2 separate regions of the Homo sapiens genome follow, and region 2 is linked to region 1. The links are chromatin contacts, found by Hi-C or POLR2A ChIA-PET in ENCODE. All regions are on one chromosome and are shown on one strand. Each heading gives the region's core, a stretch centred on a gene start or an enhancer-like site at or near the end of the contact. The rest is flanking DNA. Distances are from core to core; before and after follow the strand shown.

What was found. A loop is a pair of places that touch in the nucleus more often than their neighbours do. ChIA-PET counts read pairs that join two places held with the same protein, here RNA polymerase II (POLR2A). Pooled maps may share reads with other maps.
Region 2: a loop to region 1 is called in a map of K562, with 4 times the contacts of the local background. The contact joins two enhancer-like sites. A Hi-C loop is called at or near these places in 3 of 168 maps with a recorded cell type or tissue (GM13977, K562 and naive thymus-derived CD4-positive, alpha-beta T cell), 10 of 37 single-sample maps with no recorded cell type and 8 of 50 pooled maps. POLR2A ChIA-PET finds 5 or more read pairs at or near these places in 8 of 52 experiments (H1, K562, OCI-LY7 and 5 more).

The regions. Positions count from the first base shown.
Region 1 is chr3:156,604,310-156,607,691 of GRCh38, reverse strand. No RefSeq gene overlaps it. Among named protein-coding and RNA genes, the nearest start is that of SSR3, 51 kb to the right of the region's middle. Within about 2 kb of position 1,876, at least 24 of the 41 ENCODE cell types and tissues checked have a DNase peak (open chromatin) inside an H3K27ac peak, as active enhancers do.
Region 2 is chr3:156,641,661-156,645,286 of GRCh38, reverse strand. No RefSeq gene overlaps it. Among named protein-coding and RNA genes, the nearest start is that of TIPARP, 31 kb to the left of the region's middle. Within about 2 kb of position 1,331, at least 10 of the 41 ENCODE cell types and tissues checked have a DNase peak (open chromatin) inside an H3K27ac peak, as active enhancers do.

The DNA.
Region 1 (3,382 bases), core at 627-3,126:
CAGAATATATAAGGAACTACTATAACTCAATAACAAAACCACAAATAAACTGATTTTTAAAATAAGCAAAAGACTTGAATAGATAATTCTCCAAAGACGATGTACGAGTGGCTAACAAACATATGAAGAGAATGCACAACATCACTAATCATAAGAGAAAGATAAATCAAAACCATAATTACATACCACCTCATACCTATTTGGATGGCCAATATCCGAAAAACAGAAAATAACAAATGTTGGCAAGAATACAGAGAAATTGGAATCCTTGCACACTGTTGGTGGGAATGTAAAATGGTTCAACCACTATAAAAACGGTATGGAAGTTCCTCAAAAAATTAAAAATAGAATTGCCATATGATCCAGCATATATACTCACTTCTGGGTATATATCCAAAAGAATTCAAAGCAGGATTTTGAGGAGATATTTGCACACCTAGGTTTATCACAGCATTATTCAAAATAGCCAAGTGGTGAAAGCAACCCAAATGTCTACCAACAGATGAATGGATGAAGAAAATGTATAAAAGTATATACATCTAATGGAATATTACGCTGCCTTAAGAGAGAAGGAAATTCTGTCACATGCTACAACACGGATGAAACTTGAGGACATTATGCTAAACATTCACAAAAGTACAAATACTGCATGATTCCACTCAGATATAGAGTCTAAAATAGTCAAAATTAAACAGAAAGTTGAAAGGCAGTTACTAAGGCAGAGGGGAGAGCGAATTAGCGTTGAACGGGGTTTCACTTTTACAAGATGGAGAAGTCCTAGAGATCTGTTGCACAACAATGTAAATATGCTTAGCACTCCTGAACTATACACTGAAAAATGGTTAAGATGGTAAATTTTAAGTTCTGAGTTTTCTACCACAATAAAATTATTTTTAAAATAGATTACACAACTCTGGTATGTTCTGGTTTAAAAACATATACATGTATGTATATATGCAGTTACTGGCAGTTTATACATGAAACTATTAGTACTAGATATTTATGAAAAATATTTTTCCCTCTACTTTTTTTCTTATTTAAATAAATCCGGATAATGTGTGTGTGTGGAGTACTGAGAAAGGCCTCCGTATCTAGGGGTAAACTGTGGGGACTTTTTCTGGCCAACCAAGCCAGCAGCAAACAGCAGGAAAGCGGGCAAATTTTGGACACAAATACAGCACCAGCCTCTGCCCTGGGTCTCTCCTCCGTTCACCACAGATCTCTTAGAGCTTTTCTTCAGAGCTTGGCCCCCTGCCTGCCCCCTCCCTTTAGCGATGTGTGGGGAAATTTCGTTTTATTTTGTCCTTCTTCCACCTTTTCCAGCCGCCGTGGAGTGCAGCGCTTTGGAACTTGAGCACGCGCGCTGCGCAGCCAGAGCGTCTACACACTGAGCCCGCACAGCTTCTGGGCACACGCACCCCGGGTCGGCCGGCCGGCCGGCCGGCTGGCTCCCCACCGCCCTGGTGAAATGGTTTGTCCCCAGTCGCAAGCTGTTTGGGTTGTTTGGAAATGTCTTTTCCTTGCCTGCGCCTCACCCTGAGCACATCCCCTTGCTTCTGGTAATAGCCTTCTAATAATCGCACGTTCGGCACGTCCTGTGTACCGACCACTCTGGGAAAAGGAGCAGCAGGGAGGCTAGGCTAGGAGCGGCCTAATCCAGGCGCCAGGCGGTCTTTGGAGAAGGGCCCTGTCCTTTGGAGAAGTCTGAAGCTTGCTGGAAATGTTTGATGACCGTTTTCCACTAACTTTTGTCATGCAGAGCCCAGGCTGAAAAAAGCTAGTCATCACATTCCAGTGTGGTCAAGGAGCGGTAAGGCGTGGATCTGAGCTTTCCTGATCCCCTGGTCCCTCTCAGAGCCCCAGTCCCCACCCTCTCCAGCCCTCAGCAGAGGAGAGAAGTGGCCGGGTGCTGGGAGGGGCTGAGGCCCGTTACTAATGAGTGTGACTTGGAAGCTGGACAGGAGAACTGCTTGCTGGTGTACATGTTCCCCCACCCCCACTGCTTTAAGATAAAAAGCAGGAGCCCCCAGAAGGGAAAATACGTGGCCTTTTTTTTTTTTTTTTCCTTTTGGACCTTGGAAACCAAGTGATAAAATAACAGTAATGCGAATGAAACTCTCCCTGAAACACTAATAAGAAAACTAATTGCAGATTCTAGGACAAGTCTCTCAGTGCCTCCAAGTGTTGCCATTTTGCTTACAAAGAAGTGAGATAAAGGGAGACAATGAAATACATTAAGTAGGTCATTGTGGGGGGAAAGTCTGAGTTCTAATGCACTTTCAGTTGTTTTTAGTCTCTTGATTATACCCAATGTTGACTGATACTGGAATCTTATTTCCATGATTGGACACAGTTACAATTTACCTCGATTAGTTATTAAGAATTGCAATGTAAATGTCAGATCGGTAGTACAGAAATTAAGTACAGATTTGCTCTTAGGCAGTTTTGCTTTTATTGGTTAACAGTATGGTGAACAGTAAAGAAAAAGATTGCTTGAAGCATAATTATGCAAATAGAAGCTGTTGCTATATGTTTCAAATGGATTATTTGTAGAAAAATCTATAGTCATCTACAGCAAATATTTAATTAATTTCCAGTCTTCTACTTGGCTAGGAACTTCATCAAATGAAGATGATGCAATCAGCACAAATTTATTGAGTGACACCTCTGTGTGGGATACTGTTCTGATCACCTTCTATTCACTCCATTATTGAAAGAGGAATTCCCCACCCTAAATAGTATGAGATAGTGGAACATCCAGCACCCAACACTGGACAGATGAGATTGATGGCAGTTTATGACTCACATAAGCTCACAGCCTAGGGGAGGACACAGGACACCATGCAGCGTCACTTGGGGTTGCACTCAGGAGTAGAGTGGACAAGCATGGCCTATGGGAGGCAAGTTCTGTAGCAACACAGGCTGGGGTGACCCCTGGTTCCCACTGGAGGATGAGTGGCTTATTTGAATAATTTCACAGGCTGGCAGGGAAGTAGAACCCCTTAGGTTGAAGACCAGGTAGCGTGCAGCTCATTTAGCTAATAGGGAAACTAGCCAGATGAGGAGCCTTTTCCACTGGGGAGGGCCTATCTGGCAAAAGCAGAACTCACAGTTAGTCTTTGGGGGCTCCAGGAAGCTCAAAGATGTCAAGGCAGCACAAAAAACTTTAGGCCTTACACTATAGATCCAAAAGAAGAGTAAGACATAGTCCTTGGCTGTAAAGAACTTGAGTTTTCTAGGCTGGGGTGGGAGTGGGGGTGCCAAACTATTATACATGGTTCTAACTGTAAATACAGGAGGACTTTTGAGCATATAGAGTAAAGTAGGTATAATAACAGCAGCAGACAGACTTCACAGAAAACATGGTGCTTGGCTAGAACTT
Region 2 (3,626 bases), core at 82-2,581, 38 kb before region 1:
GATTACAAGGACTACACAGCAACATGGAACATGCTTCTGAAATTGTATTAATTGAAAATGGCAGAAGGCACCCACTGTGATTATCCACAATGGCTAGAAAAGATCAGGGCCAAACAAAAAGTTGGATTTGCTGAGGTGACAAGATTGTAGGCAAAAGTTTTCTTTCAGTTATTTAGATTTATTGTGTAATACAGACAGAATATTTATGTAATTAGAATTTTATTTTCAGAGTAAAAGAGAAATAGGATACTGTGACCCTTTCCTACTCTTATTGGAGGCTTCAGGATTTCACTATAATGCAAAGCTCCAAATCAAGCTCAGTTTTGGTATTTTCTGATAAATATTAGAAGCTCACTCCTAATTTGAAATGGTCAGCCTTTTTCATAGGATGGTTTATGTGTAGATAAGTAGCTCTTACATTAATCCAATTAACTTGGAAGATTGTAGGCAGGAATGTACACCAATCATAGTGTCCACTTGTTAAATTTTTTAAATTACAGGACAAAGCATAGGAGAAAATGGCATTTTAAAATTATGGTATTCACATTTAAAAAATACTCAATATATTTTTGTTTTCAACCATGTTTCAGGTGATGAATCTCTACATTTAAGGCAGTGGATTTAGCTGTAAATCTGAAACAAGAAGTGCACAATTTCACCTGTGTTTCCAGACTTCTGGATGCTCTTGTAGTGTTTTTATTGTACTTTTTTCAGATCAACAATTGGACCCATTGCATTATTTTTAGAGATGCTTCACCTGAAAGGCGGTCTGGAGGTTGAAGAAAAAAATATTCAGCATATTATTTGGAAATATAACTAAAATATTGTTTAAAACAAATTCATCCTATGTATCCTCACTATTTTGAACACACTGTCTTACCCTTAGCACTGTATCTATCTCATCAACAGCAAAAATAGAAAAGCCAGACATAGTCTTCTATACTGGGGGGATGGCAGAGCAGAGCAAGGGAGGAGGGGGAAAATAAACCATAACTTCTTGTGGCTGTTCTGGCTGAGGAAAGTTAGGTTTCAACAGCAGGCTTGAAATGAGTTATAGGCTCACTGATGGAGGGGGATGGGTTGAGGGGAGGAAACTATTTTCTGCTCTGGGCTCCCACACTCAACAGGGGAATGGGAAAAGAGTTATGTGCCCTCCAGTACCTCCGAGAACAGCTTTCTTAGTGTTCACCTACTGAGCTTGAGGCAAATTTTCAAGATAGATGATCTAGTTCCTCCTCTCTGTTTAGTGGCTGCCCCTACCCTCAGAGATAGCTGTGCGGAAACCGCATGAGTGTGTGTGTAAGTGCAGGCACGCATGTGTTTGCGTGGAAGGTGGGAGTGGTAGCAGAGGCAGGGGAATGAGGAAGGAGAGGAAAATCTCAGAGAGAATAATGAGGCTGTTGAGTGTGGGAGCCCAGTGCAGAAAATATTCTGGTGCTTGAGAGAGAACAGGAAGGAGTGTGTATTTGTGTATGTTTCTTTTCTTAGATCGTTTCATTCAGGAGGCATCTCCCTGGAGACTGAGGAAATTGTAGGAGTCCCCTGGGGTACTGTCAGCTCTACTTGCTGAGCTTCTGGAGAAAGAGTGAAATACTAGGTAAAGGAGATGCCTCCAGCCGGCTTCCAGGCAGAGGCAGTACTGAGAAGAAGGTGCAGGGAGGTGAGAGGGACCCCTGCCCTGAATAAATTGGAGATATTTCCAGATGTGCTCCCTCCCCACACTCAGCCTCGCTGTGCTAGCTCTCGTCAGGAAGGACAGTAGGATTGTACCATGACTCCCTGAAGCTCTAGGTTGGCAGGAGGGATGCTCCTCACGGTATGCGCTCACCTTCCTTGCTCTGGCCATAACCACTAAGCCTCCCAGCTTCAAATAAGAGCCATTCCTGTGACAACTGCTAAGTCCAGGGAGTGGTTGGAGGGCTGACACTTTCCCTCCTAGGGACTTCAGAAGCCCTGTGGTCTGCCAAAGACTGTCCCTGGCCCTCTGTCCATTCTCCCGAAAGGACTGCCTGCCAGAAGCTTAGAACCAGCAGCCACTAGGGCAGAGGAAGCCTGTGAGTTTGAAATGCCTCACCACACATTTGCAACAGCCTTCTTTGCTACTCTTTTTCATTGCAAATGTGAAGTAATCCATCTGCATTCTTGCTTCTGTGGTCCTATTTATATCATTGTTTCTGGAGAAAGTGTGCTCTATGTTGCAAAAAACAAAAAAAAACCCTGATAAACAAACATCTGAAACACAGACTCTTTAAAGAATAATGTCTTGTAGCCTCTGGGAATGCCACCTATTTACTAAAACAAACATGTCTCACGCATCCTATGCCAGGCTTTGAAACACTGTCAGTGCTTTCATAAACTGGGTCACTGCGGCTAGTGCTCTGGGATGTACAATGACAGGGCAGGAAGTGCCCTTGAATTACACAGTGAGACCCTCTAATTCTCTTTCCTTCTGATTACAACAAGGAGGTTGTTTCAGTTTGGAGCTGATGGATTTGAACACCTTTCCAACACTTGCTTGTTACTATTATTACTGTTTTAACAGGCCATATGTTCAGAGCTTTTTGGCAGGTTTCTGGCTAGAATTTAATTTGTTTGCTTTGTTTTTGTTGCATTTATTTTTGTAATTAACTTCTGTTCATGGCCATTGATATTGGTCTTCCCTTTATGTTGTGATCATGTATTTTAAAAAATAAACTGAAGTCAGACATAAAAGTTCTATTTAAAGAAAGAAATAGTTATGATGTTGTGCAACGTGGCAAAAGCATGTTCAAAAATTTGGGAAACCCAGCGTTCACATATTATAGAGCACCTTGATAAAGTACTGAAAGCAAACTCATTAAAACAGTGTTTCTTGCTACCCATAGGGAACAACTAGGGTTTTTTTTTTAATTGTTTTTAATTTATCATGACCAATTGCTGCTGTAAAATATAATAAAAATGAATTATTATAAACATTATCATGTGCTTGGGTTTAAGGACAATGTCATGTTGCTATATAAGTTATTAAATGCTTACTTTCTGTTTCTGCACTTACCTTGCCACAAAATTCTTACAACCCCCCACGGACCAGCATCCCATCACACTTTGTTATTTATTTATGTATTTATTTATTTATTTTTTAAGATGTAGTCTCGCTTTGTCTCCCAGGCTGGAGTGCAGTGGCACCATCTCAGCTCACTGCAACCTCCGCCTCTTGGGTTCAAGTGATTCTCCTGCCTCAGCCTCCCGAGTAGCTGGGATGACTACAGGCACACTCCACCATGCTGGGCTAATTTTTTTATATGTTTAGTAGAGATGGGGTTTTGCCATGTTGGCCAGGCTCTTCTTGAACTCCTGACCTCAGGTGAGCCTCTCACCTTGGCCTCTCAAAGTGCTTGGATTACAGATATGAGCAACTGCTCCTGGTTCCATCACACTTTGGAAGTAGAAGGTGAGTTCTGCCTAAGCAAAATCAAGCAAGTTAATCCTAAAGATAGTTCAGAGGGAATACTGGCCTACCCAGGTTGAGAAAGCCCTTCACAGTTGTTTTATTTTTAGTACCATCTAGACATTCTTTCATTTATCCAACAGAGAGTATCTACGATGTGCAAGATATTACACAAAACCCCAGGAGGTAGGGGTTGAGG